Linked DNA regions of Homo sapiens: region 2 is linked to region 1. Evidence: chromatin contacts called from ENCODE Hi-C or POLR2A ChIA-PET data. All regions are on one chromosome and are shown on one strand. The core of a region is the stretch at or near the end of the contact, and the rest is flanking DNA. Distances in the headings are between cores, read along the strand shown. Region 1 has its middle 50 kb from the start of SLC2A1-DT. Region 2 has its middle 91 kb from the start of CFAP144.

Region 1 (6,399 bases), core at 1,917-4,416:
TCTGTTTTCTCTGATTTGCTTCAAGGGAGAAAGAGGAGCGGGAGACACAGGGCCTGGATATTTTGCTTCTCTTTGAGTTCAAGTACTCAGCATGCCAAAGTGCCATACATTGGGCTATCACGTTCTGAGCCTCAACACCTGCAACACTGCCAGCAGTGGGTTTTACTATTTTTTCATTCATATTTGCTACTTTAACGGGCATGCAGAGGTGATGGTCTCTTCCTTCAGGGAGGCTTCTATAATTCTAGAGAGACAGCTATGGTAGGGTGTGACAAGTGCCATAACAGAGGGGTGGGGTGTGGAGGGTAGCAGAGGAGACTGTGGGAGCCCAGGATGGCAGGGAGAGTCTAATCCAAGTTGTGGGGCTGAAGGAAAACTTCCTAAAGGAGAGGCCAGCTACCTCAGACTAATCAGGCTGATGCCTCCCACTGCCTCCGGTCTTCTATAGCATTCTTACTGCCATTGGCTTTCCTCATCTTATCTCTATCTTCTAGCTACAACAACTCAATGGGAATAGATACTTTTCCCATCTCACAAATGAGGAAACAGAGGCTCACAGGGACCACACAGCTAGAGACGGGGCTAGAACTCAAACCCAGCTCTATGTGATGTCCTTGGGCCAGTGCTCTTCCAGCCGTCCATGTTGATAAGGAACAAGGGACAGATAAGATACTTCCTAGGGATGACCAACCCGGGGAAGGGACTTTTTAGCAATTACCCTCATTCACTACAACCCTGGAGGGTGAGTAATGTCAGCCCCAGTCTATGAAGTCTAAACAACCTCCCCAAGGTCACACTGTGGTGCAAGATAGACTCTCATCCCTACAGAGGACTTCCCCTCCCTGCCACACCCATTTGAGAGGGAGCAAAATTTATGCCCCTCCCCTCTCAATTCATAAGTTGAAGTCCTAATCCCTTGTACCATAGAATATGACCTTATTTAGAGACAGGGTCTTTACAGAGGTAATCAAGTTAAAATGAAGCCGTTAGGGTGGACCCTAAACCAATATGATTGGTATCCTTATAAAAAGGGGACATTTGGGGCCAAGCGCGGTGGCTCACGCCTGTAATCCCTGCACTTTGGAAGGCCGAGGCTGGCGGATCACCTGAGGTTGGGAGTTTGAGACCAGCCTGACCAACATGGTGAAACCCCGTCTCTACTAAAAATACAAAATTAGCCAGGTGTGGTGGCATGCACCTGTAGTCCCAGCTACTTGGGAGGCTGAGGCAGGAGAATCCCTTGAACCCAGGAGGCAGAGTTTGCAGTGAGCCGAGATGGCGCCTCTGCACTCCAGCCTGGGCAATAACAGCGAAACTCCATCTCAAAAAAAAACATACACAAAAAACAAACAAAAAAAATGGCTAGGGGGCACAGAAATTTGGACAAGGAGATGGACGAGCATAGAGGAAAAAAGATGGGAAGAGACACAAGAAGAAACAAGACAAAGAACATGGGAAGCTACCAGAATTCACCTGGCATGTTCCATACCAGAGAGGCATGGAACGGATTCTCCCTTACAGCCCTCCGAAGGAACTAACCCTGCCAATACCTTAATGTAAGACTTCCAGCCTCCAGAACTGTGAGATAATACATTTTTGTTGTTTAAGCCCCTTAATTTGTAGTACTTTGTTATGGAAACCCCAGTAAATTAATAAAGGGAAAACTGCCACCCACCCCCAAAACAGGGGATCCTGAAGATATTTTTGAACAAATAATTTTTGTGATTTCAAATTTGGTAATGTCTTCATTATATTTTTTATTGAAGAAAATTGGGGCCAGGTGTGGTGGCTCACCCCTGTAGTCCCAGCACTTTGGAAGGCCAAGGCAGGTGGATCACCTGAGATCAGGAGTTTGAGACCAGCCTGACCAACATGGTGAAACCCCGCCTCTACTAAAAACACAAAATTAGCTGGGCGTGTTGGCGGGCACCTGTAATCCCAGCTACTTGGGAGGCTGAGGCAGGAGAATTGGACCTGGGAGGCGGAGGCTGCAGTGAGCTGCGATGGCGCCACTGCACTCCAGACTGGGCAATGAGAGTGAAACTTGTCTCAAAAAAAAAAAAAAAAGAAAATTGGGAAAAGATTAGAAAGAATGAAGGAAAAAAGTAAAAACACATGCCCTCTCCCCTTGCTGTTAACATTTTGTTGCATTTCCTCGCATATATATTTCTTTGAATATATATATTCAATATATACATTATATATGCAAAATATATGTATTCAATATATATCTATTTTTTTTTCATGCAGTTACTAGAATCTTCTTTCCAGGGCTGCTGTGATGCTCGAATGGGAGATTGGGATTGGCTCCCAGTCCAGCACCATGCATGGTAGATATTATTTATACAGTTACTGTATAAAATTGGAGTCATGCTGTTTTACAACTTCCTCTTTTCACTTACCAGCTTATCTTCAGTGTTTCCCATGTCTTTCATATTCTTCAAGAACATGACAGTTAATTTCTGCAGTCTTCAGTCTGCGAATGAGGCATAACCTACTTACCCAATTCCCTGTCATTGAACATTTAGAGAATTTCCAGTTTTTCCCAGTTATAAATAAGACTGGGATAAATAATCTTTTATTTTAGGATATGCCCCAGAAACAGAATTGCTAAGTCAAATTCTAATTCTTTTAAAGGCTTTTGTACATACTGTGACATGTTCCTGCAGAAAAGTGGTACAATTTACCTCCTTAGCAGTGAAAAAAGCACTCCCTTTCCCACACCTCACCAACATCTGGTGTTTTCACTTCTATTATCTTGACCAGTTCTATAGATAGGAAAAAGCATACTCTTTTTTTTCATTTGTACTTTGGGATTTCTAGCGTTTTCACAGGTTTTTGTATTTCTTCAGTGAACTACGTTAATCATCCTTTGCGTGTGTCCACTGGTCAGTTCCTCTTATTGTTAAGGGTTTAGCAGGACTTGAAAGGGCCGCTGCAGATGGGAGCCCACGGGCAGCTTCCTCCCCACCCTTCTGACCCTCCTCCTCCCACATTCCCATCCTCTAGAGCTTTCCTTTGCTCTCCAGGGAACCTTTGTCATTCAAACAGGCCGCTGCTTCCCAGGGCCCTGGGAAAGCCACCTCCGGAGGCCCTCTCCACTTTTGACTGCTTTCCCTCCGGAGCCCCACATTCCTGCCTCACCTCTCCCCACGCCCTGCACATCCTCCCTCGAAATTCTTCAAGGAGGCCCAAAGCCACAGGGGACCCAGCCCCTGGCCTAGCCCTAGAGCAAGAATCCCAACCCCGCCCTGCTCCAGCTTGAAAGCAGGAGAGACGGGGCTAGGTGGGGAGGAACATCTGTCCTTGGGGGAAGGCCTGGGAGAGAAAGGCCACAGCACGCGGTGGAAGAAAGAACCCGTCTTTGATGTCTTGTGAAGTCTGACGTCATTCTAGAACCAAGGTCAAATCCCAGGCCAGCCACTTTCGGGCCACATCGCATCACTAGTTTGCAGGGCTGCAGTGAAGGTCAAATGTAACTTACATGTAATGCTTCTGGAACAAAAAGTCAGGTGAACTGATTACCGCAAAGCCCCAAGGATCAGGCACGGCTTCTCCAGGAGAGATGGCCCTTGGAGAGGCCGGCTTTGCCCTAGTGGCTGGAGAGTGTATCCGGCAGAAGGGGCAGCCTAGGAAAAGGCTGGGAGGCCAGGGGTACCGGGTGTGCAGTGTGGCTGGGCATGGACACGCGAATGAAGGGCCTCAGGGCACACACGGAGTCCCGAGAGGGAAGCTCAGACATCAGCCCAGACGGTGGACGGGACTCCACGCTAGACTTGGGAGACCTCGGTTTCCATCCCTATCGGTCTCCAGCTTCACTCATCCTATCACCCACAGAAGACTTTCCTGGGCGGCCAGGCAGTATGCCGGCCCCACCCAGGACCTGGAGGGGTTCAAAGACAAGCGATCAGGGCAAAGCGGGTGCCCCAGGGAGAGTGATTAAAACTGGGAATCAGCGGAGGCTTCTGAGAAGCAGCCTTTGAACTGGGCCTTAGGGTGCGACTGAGGGTGGGGAAGGCGGCCATTGCAAGCAGGGGGGTCGCAGGGGACGGGAAGGCGAAGTCTGGCTTCTTTGAGGGTGGCCGAGCAAGGAAAGGGGCGAGATGAAGTGGGCGAAGGGCGCTAGGGCCCCGACCCCAAAAGCCCACGCAGGAGAGGGGTGCCAGAGTCCAGCTTCACAAAGACCCGCCTGGAGCTGCCGCAGCCCCAGGCCCGGGAATGTGGGGCGGGGACGGGGAGGGGAGGGGAAGGAGGGGGCCGCGGGCCGGCAGCACGTAGCGCTCGTAGGCCGGGCGCGCCAGGGCAGGTAACAAAGCTGCCAGTGTGCCGGCGGCGGGGCGGGGCTGCCCGATACCTGTCTGGCGGGGGGCCGGGGCCCCAAAGGGGAGGGCAGCGGGGGCTGCTGGGCACAGTAGGCCGCGGCCTGCGCTCTGCCGAGCCTTCCCCTGCCGCAGCCTCCCCAGCGGAGCCGCAGCCCGAGAAAAGCGACACAGTCGGTTTTGCAGACTAGATGCCCGAAGCCCAGACACTAATAGGGCCTGGCCCGGGGTCGCGCAGGAGTCGTGAGATGCACAGCTCTGTGCCAAGGAGGGCTGGCGAGGAAATCCTCACCCAGGTCCCGGCCACATGCTCGTTCGCTGGGTGGGGCGGGGAGTCTGCCCCAGGCTTCTGAGCGGAGTTGGAATTCGGATGCATGGATATTCGGGTGCACGGCTCTGCGCCCCGTAATTTCTTCTCTAAGAGGCGAGAAGAGTCCCCCTAGACGGGCTGATCTCCAAGTGGCTCTTTCCAACAAGGTTAAAAAGCAGTCTTGTCGGCCGGGCATGGTGGCTCACGCCCGTAATCCCAGCACTTTGGGAGGCCGAGGCGGGCGGATCACGAGGTCAGGAGATTGAGACCATCCTGGCCAGCACGGTGAAACCCTGTCTCTACTAAAAAATACAAAAAATTAGCCGGGCGTGGTGGCGGGCGCCTGTAGTCCCAGCTACTCAGGAGGCTGAGGCTAGAGAATGTTGTGAACCCGGGAGGCGGAGCTTGCAGCGAGCCCAGATCTCGCGACTGCACTCCAGCCTGGGCAACAGAGCAAGACTCCGTCTCAAAAAAAAAAAAAAAAAAAAAAAAAAGGCAGTCTTGTCCACATCAAAGGAAGCGAGGAGGGCTGGCCTGATGGAGGTTGGGGGCCACCAGAGCCTCCGCACCCCATCTGTGGCGTCACCGTCGCGGGTTCCCTACTACAGGATGCCTCCATGGAACTCACTATCCCCGTGCGCGTGCCCGTACGTGTGGTCCCACAGACCTGTCCACGCCTGACCTCACACACGTGCACAGGTCGGCTTGTGCTCCCCACACGCAAGAGATCCTGTCAAGGGGTGCTGGAGAGTGAACCCTAGAATGACCCTTTGAGATCCTTCTTGCTCTTCCCCCACCCCTTTCGCCGGGGTCCTTTGTCCTCTGTGCAGGGCAATCCAGGGGCAGATGGAAGAAAAGAATTGGGTCAGACTCTTAGGGAACAAAGACACTTTGGGAGGGAAGTGTCCTCTCTACTGGAATCAGCTGCCCTCCCCCAGGGACCCCACAGCTCAGTCCTTTGCAGAGGAATCCTCCATCCCCCCACCAAAGCTAACAAATGGGCAAGACCACCCAGGATAGAGAGGGGGAGCAGAGAGCTAAGAGGCCAGGCCCCCATCCCAGCGTTTGGGCGTGGAGGTGGCTGCCTCATTAGTACCGTGGGGCACGGGGTGGCTGATGGCTGTGCTCCAAGGCCCTCAGTCCCGACTGCTTTGGAGCTTATCAGCCGACCTGGGGATAGGGGCCGACATGGCCACGCCCTCTCCCCTACCCTGGCAGCCTGGCCTAGAGCCCCCATTCCTGGAAAGGGAGCCCTGAGAGCAGCAGAGAGAGGCTCTGAGGCGCCGAATAGTCTGGCCCAGTCTCCTCTATGTCAGCTAAAGAGAAATGAGACCAGGCCCCTGCCCTGGAGGTGTCGAGGGCGCTGAGCAACAGGCACAAACACAGATGCAGACGGGCTACAGCCCCAGGTGCTCAGTGCTCAGACCAGTGTTCAGAAAGATTAGATGGATAAGCGGATGAGTGAATGCACGTCCATGAATTCATTTGGATAGAAAACCCTAGGCACTCCCAGGCTGGGGCTTCTTGCAGTTTGTCACTGCTCTGACCCTAGTGTGGTCAGACTGCAGCTCCCCTGGGCCAGGAAACCCTCTGATTCGACTCCCAGCCCAAGGCCTGACATTTACAAGGTAGTCAAGCTGTGCTTCCTGAAAATCCAGAGTAGCATGCTGATGTGTCCACCTCCCCACCAAACAGTACTCCTTGCACGTATCTTCAGGTATGGCTCAGATTCCTTCCCCCGTCTTCCATCCCAATATCCCCTATAGGGTA
Region 2 (6,399 bases), core at 1,919-4,418, 49 kb before region 1:
CATCAGTGGTATGTGGAGGAGTCAATTGTGCTACATCATGGTGAGGTATAAACAAGAAGCACTTGTGCAACTGATTGTTAACCAAATGCATATTTTATAAAGACAAACATATTTTAAGGGCACATTTTAAAACACATTGGAGTGGATTCCTAGAGTGAGTAAAGGAGTAAGGAATGAGCATGAGAATCTGGGAAGAGGGAGAAAAATTACATTAGCACGGAGGAAGGAGTGTGAGTTGCTCGACTCTATGCATTTGAAGTCCAAACAAGTAGAAACAAAAAACCACATCCGTGGAAGTGTACCATTTTAATCTCTTTTACAGTTGAGGCAATCAACTAGTTAGACAGTCGTTCTTTTGTTTAGATGTTGGTTTTACAGTCCCTACACAGCATCATTGTTGATAGTTTTCCTTAATGCAGAGAAAGTTGAATTTTCGTTTGATGTGCCATCCCCGCCCCTCTGTTGCATGCACAGAATCACGTAATGAAGCCCTGATTGGAGCCTGAGCCATGTTCTCCCTAAGAGTGGGAACTTAGAGGCTTCTCCAGGGCAGACCCCATGACTTCTATGTCCTATAGATGAATGAATGAATGAATGAATAAACGAATGAATGAATGAATGAGTGGTGAACAAGGAAGGGAAAGGAAAGAGAAAGAAAGGGAGCTAGGATGAAGAAATGGAAAAAAAAAGATTCCACGGAAATTTCAGGATAGGAGGATGCTCCCAGAACCTTCTCTTTCTTTCTTGATCCCTACCCAGGGCATGAGTACTGAGCAGGGCTAGGGGTGGGGGGCAAGAGGCTACAAACTGAACTGCTGATCTGCTCAAATCTTCCCACTCACGAGGAGTTACTTCTCTTGCGGAGAGGCAGCGATCACAAGATAGCACACTCTTAAGGATCCAAACCCCAATAGGACACTCAAACCCCCCACTTCCACTCCAGGAAGGACGCTGAAGCTGGCCCCTGTGCTAACGACAACAAAGATAGTAATAACTGATGTGCTACTTTGTACTGGATGCTTTCATCCACTTAATCCATTTTAATTCTCATATCAAGTATGCATGTTAAGAAATTATCGTCATTTTACTGGTGAGACTACTGAGTCTCAGAGAGCTTAAGAGTCTTGCTTAAAGTTATTGAACACTCAGTAGTAGCAATCACAGCAAACACTTTTTGAATACCCACTCCATGCCAGACCTTATTCAAGCACTTTGTAGGCTTAACTCATCTATCCCCACAACAGCCTCTGGGCAGCAGTCATTGTCCCTAACTCACAAATGATGAACCAAGATACAGACAGTCACACAGCTAACACATGGGAGACCTGGCGAAGGAGGTTAGACAGTCTGACTCCAGTTTACTCTCTCCACCCCCAGGCTATGCTACCTTTTGTGAAGCAGAACTGGGCAGGGTAGACCTTTTGTGAAGCAGAACTGGGCAGCCATTTGGATTGGGTTTGGGTGGGGGTAGGGTAGCTAGATCCCTTGATATTTGGGGAGCTGGCTCCCTGCCAGCCAAATGGCAGCCCATTGAGAATGAGATCGAGGACATACAGAGTCAGTTACTGGTCCTGCTGGGGCCCCATAGTCTGCCTGCCCTCTCCTCCAAAGGGCCCCTAAGCCTGGGGAGATGGGAGAGGCTGCCTCTCCCCCTTTCCCAGCCAGAGCGGTATGAGCTAATCCTGGGAGAAGACACATTAGTCGAAAAGAATCAGTTCCTGCCTGCTCTGCTGAGTCAGCAGGAAGTACAGCCCTGGCTCTGCCAGCTACGTGAGCCCCTGCACGCCGGCCACCACTGCCTCCCTGCCGCCCCAGCCCCAGCCCCAGCGCGGCCCCTGCCATCCATCAGCACACCCTCACGTGCCTCGTTCCTGCTGACCTGCCCCTAAAGCACCCTCCAGCTCAGCAATCCTGAGCCTCCCTCTCTGTCCACTTTCCCAGCAACAGACCTGTTTTTCAGCACCATCCCCACAGACCCCCAGAAAGCAGCCATCTCTGCCTGCACAGAGAATTAAACCTCACCAGGATTGCAGCAGGTGGAAAGAAGGGCTTTTGGAGAATGTGGTGAGCCTTTTTCCCCACGTCCAGCATGCTGTCAGCTCCAGAGAAGAGAGCTTGCAGTCGACTCACGGTATCTAAGGGTATCATTGCCAGAACCCGTACCGCTCTCCGTGTAATCCCCAACCTCCTGGTCATCATCTCGGCCTCTACCACCGCTACCACCACCGACTTCCCACCACCCTCCCTACTACTGCCATTATCGCTGGGAACACCACCTCTGCTGCCACTACCATCAGCCATGACTGCAAGACTACCATCAAGTTCACCATCACACTAGCACCCATGCGACTAGCACTTCCATCAATGTCACCTACTGAGACAGGCAGGTGTCACCAATACCATTAAAAACATTACTGTAACTAACACCAACACCAATACCACCATTATCACCAACACGAAGCATCATTAAAATCATTTTGACCAACAACACCTCCTTATACCAACCCCACTATAAACATTGACATAATTGTCATTTTACCATCAAAACTATAACCATTCCTTGCAACACCAACATCGTCACCCTATCTTTACCACTGTTACCCATATCGACATCATTGTGCCCCCACCATCACCATTACCACTACCGTAAGCAAGACACCACCATCATTGTCACACTACCCACCACCACCATCCTTACCATAACTGCAGTCAGCATCACCACTAAACATCACCATCAGTATCACTACCACCACAGTTATAACCGACACCAGTGTCACCATAACCACAACCAACACCACCATCACTATAACCACGATATACTTGTCACCAGTACCCCCACCACCATGAACACACCATCACCCCCAACACGGTCACCATGACCGTAGCTCTCCATTAGAATGAGAAACTGTTGCTGTTTATCTGTACCCGTTTCTATGCCAGGCCGAATGTCACAACAGTGAGAGAAAAAAGGAAAGTTCTAACTTATTGTTCTGATCATACAATGATATGCACACTTGCTTTCCCTTAATATCCCCCTTTGAACAGACATGATTGTTTCGCTAAATTGGTTCATTTAGTGATTCATAGAGGAACAGCCATGCCTGCCTGAAAAACACGGGAGTGGTCATGGGACTCATCCCCTACTGCCTGTGACATCAGTAAGCCCAGCTCCCAACACACCCTTCTCCCTCCCACCTCCCTCCAGACATTCCAGGCCACTGCAGATTTCTCTGCCCCTCCAATGTAGATTTTCTTCCCTTTGCTCTCTTAATTTTAAACTTCCCGTAGGGCAGAACAGCATGTGGAAAGAACCCATGCTTCTTCCAAGATGTGTTGCATGCTGTTTTATGACAGGGAATTGAACTGTTTCCCAGAGAACTCTGCAAACAAGTGTTTAGAACACGCCTTTGAAGGATGTTTCTTATCCTCGTGTCTATGACTTATTGTGAGGGGATTGCATGTACATGTTTAAAAGCTGACAGTCAGAGCCATGCATTCTAGACTTGGTCCTACAACTAACTGTATGTGTGGCCTTGAAAAGCTTGCTTATTTTTCCCCCACCAAGAAAAGTACGACCTTCTGACTCTGGTGCTCTAAAGACTTTTTTGAGCTGAGACACTCCTAGGATAGGTCTGAGTGCTTTTTCCAGAAGGTCCTTTTGAATGGTAAAACAGAATGTCAAGTCTGATTGGTTCCCCCATCCCATCAGACTTGGTTCCCCTGGCCAGCATGTCCTGGGATCTCTAAGGACATCTCCATGAGCCCTGAGATGATCCTGCCTGGGCAGGGTGGGGCCCAAAGGGTTAATTAAGCCAGTCAGAGCTGTGCGTGAGCAAGTGTCTCAGATGAAAGGTTGGTCCGAGAGAGAACGCCATGTGGCTGTTGTGGTTGGCAGGTCTGGGGCAGTGGGACCAGGCTAGGTCCCGAAGGAAACCACCTCCTGGTCTCACCAGAACAAAGTGGTGTTTTGCAAAAACGCCATTGTTCTTGGGCAAGTCTTTCCCATCTCAACATAAACCAGGAAGCAGTGCTTCCTTTCCTTGGGCGAGACCCCAAGGTCCCCCCCACCGTTGGGAGTGGGGGGAGAAGAACAGACTTTTTCCTGACTTGAATGATCTTCTGCAAAGCTCAGCTGAAGAGCAGCAGCCCCTACCTGGCTATATCCAAGGGGGTGTGTGTGTCTTCCCTACACAGGGAGAAAGAAACAGAGGGGGGTCACCGAGTCCTGTTTCCTGTCTCCAAACAGGACTCTGTACCTAAGCCAGACTGTGAGCGACATGTCACTGCCCATCCATCTCCCCTCACCACTGTGCCACTCAGGCTTTCTCTGTTGCCCAAGCATGGCGGTTGTGTTTCTGCCTATAGCCTGTGTGTGGCTGCTCCCTCTGCCTGGAACTCCCTTCTGCCCTTCACATGTGGGCTCCTTCTCATCATCGTGGTCTCTCTCCTAACTCAGTGAAGTACTGTTTAATTCCTTGTTCAGTGTCTGTCCTTCCTGACATTCTGTGAGCTCCCCAAGAGCAAGGGCCAGGACCTGGGTCAGCGCTGCTCATTGCTGCATCTCCAGCACCTGGCACAGGACAGCCTCCCATGCGTGTGACTGTACCTGCGTGTGCTCCCCACCCCACTCCCAACCCCACTCCCCCTAAAGAAAACAGATCCAGGCTGGGCGGGGTGGCTTACACTTGTAATCCCAGCACTTTGGGAGGCCAAGGCGGGTGGATCACGAGAGGTCAGGAGTTCGAGACCAGCCTGGCCAACATGATGAAACCCTGTCTCTACTAAAAATACAAAAATTAGTCAGGTGTGGTGGTGCGCACCTGTAATCCCAGAGACTTGGGAGGCTGAGGCAGGAGAATCCCTTGAACCCGGGAGGCGGAGGTTTCAGTGAGCGGAGATTTTGCCACTGCACTTCAACCTGGGCAACAGAGCGAGACTCCGTCTCAAAAAAAAAAAAAAAAAAAACAAGAAGGAAAGAAATCAGATTCAGCCTCAAAGGCAAGGAAGCCATTTCCCTTGTCAACCCTAGAAGACCAGAGCAGTCTCAGACCTTCAGAGCATCCCATCCAACCACTCCATTTTCCTGAAGGGGAAACTGAGGCTTAGAACCAGAAAGGTTCTGGTCCAAGCCCCATGGGTGGTCAATGGAAAAGCTGAGCTCGACTCTGGGACTCCTGGTGCCAGTGCTGCTGGACAAGGCCTGTCACCTAGTTTCCAAGCTTAGGCACAGCCTTGCTCTAAATCTCTCACCTCTTCAGATACAAGACCCGGCACATTCAGGCTCCCACCACTTAGGAAATTCCAGCATTCACCCAACCCACTTCCCAGAGAACTGACTCACTGTAGACCCAAGGAGAGAAATTCCTCCCATGGCTTTGCCTAGCTGAGGAGATCAGAGTCCCTTCTTACCATCATCTCAGTGCTTCCCATTGATCACTTTTTCCTATCCCTTAGATACTAAGAGGGGCATCCTTATGGGCCAAGGAAGCCATAGGTACAGGTTTCTATCCCTTTAAGCTCCTTTTTTTTTCCTTTTGTATAGTCAGCACGTCTACCTTTGTTTCTACAACTTTTGCTTAAGTCAGGAAGGCTCATTCGCTTAAATATTTGTGGATGAATAAATGGAGAAGGGCCGGGCGTGGTGGCTCACGCCTGTAATCCCAGCCTTTTGGGAGGCTAAGGCAGGTGGATTACATGAGGTCGGGAGTTCGAGACTAGCCTGACCAACATGGAGAAACCCTGTCTCTACTAAAAATACGAAATTAGCGGGTGTGGTGGCACATGCCTGTAATCCCAGCTACTCAGGAGGCTGAGGCAGGAGAATCACTTGAACCTGGAAGGCGGAGGTTGCGGTGAGCCAAGATTGTGCAACTGTACTCCAGCCTGGGCAATAAGAGTGAAACTCTGTCTCAATAAATAAATAAATAAATAAATAAATAAATAAATAAATATGGAGAAGGGGTGGTAATACCTCCTCATGGGGGCTGCTGGGAGGATTACACGAGACAGCACCCCTAGTGCAAGTAGATGCTGGATCAATGCCAGATCCCTTTGAAAAGTGTAAAGTGCTCCGCATATATGAGATACCATTACATTCCAAGCAACGGGTGTTTACAGATTGCTTCATTTACAAATGGGTTTTTAGGGATTCTGTGGAAAGAAGGTGAAGCCTCTTTTAAGAATTGTTTCCTGGTCAGGCGTGGTGGCTCACACCTGTAATCCCCGCACTTTGGGAGGCTGAGGTGGGTGGATCACAAGGCCAGGAGATCAAGACCAGCCTGGCCAATATGGTGAAACCCCATCTCTACTAAAAATACAAAAATTAGCCTGGTGTGGTGGCAGGTGCCTGTAGTCCCAGCTACTCGGGAGGCTGAGGCAGGAGAATTTCTTGAACCCGGG

What was found. Hi-C counts contacts between places; a loop is a spot of excess contacts on that map. ChIA-PET counts read pairs that join two places held with the same protein, here RNA polymerase II (POLR2A). Pooled maps may share reads with other maps.
Region 2: a map of natural killer cell shows a loop between it and region 1 (1.9-fold over the local background). The contact joins two enhancer-like sites. A Hi-C loop is called at or near these places in 3 of 168 maps with a recorded cell type or tissue (Caco-2, HepG2 and natural killer cell) and 3 of 50 pooled maps. POLR2A ChIA-PET finds 5 or more read pairs at or near these places in 9 of 52 experiments (BJ, CD4-positive, alpha-beta T cell, Caco-2 and 4 more).

The regions. Positions count from the first base shown.
Region 1 is chr1:43,005,523-43,011,921 of GRCh38, reverse strand. No RefSeq gene overlaps it. Among named protein-coding and RNA genes, the nearest start is that of SLC2A1-DT, 50 kb to the right of the region's middle. RefSeq lists enhancers at 2,147-2,854, 2,855-3,563, 3,564-4,271 and a silencer at 3,040-3,334. Within about 2 kb of position 3,166, at least 3 of the 41 ENCODE cell types and tissues checked have a DNase peak (open chromatin) inside an H3K27ac peak, as active enhancers do.
Region 2 is chr1:43,054,065-43,060,463 of GRCh38, reverse strand. No RefSeq gene overlaps it. Among named protein-coding and RNA genes, the nearest start is that of CFAP144, 91 kb to the left of the region's middle. RefSeq lists an enhancer at 1,797-2,332. Within about 2 kb of position 3,168, at least 5 of the 41 ENCODE cell types and tissues checked have a DNase peak (open chromatin) inside an H3K27ac peak, as active enhancers do.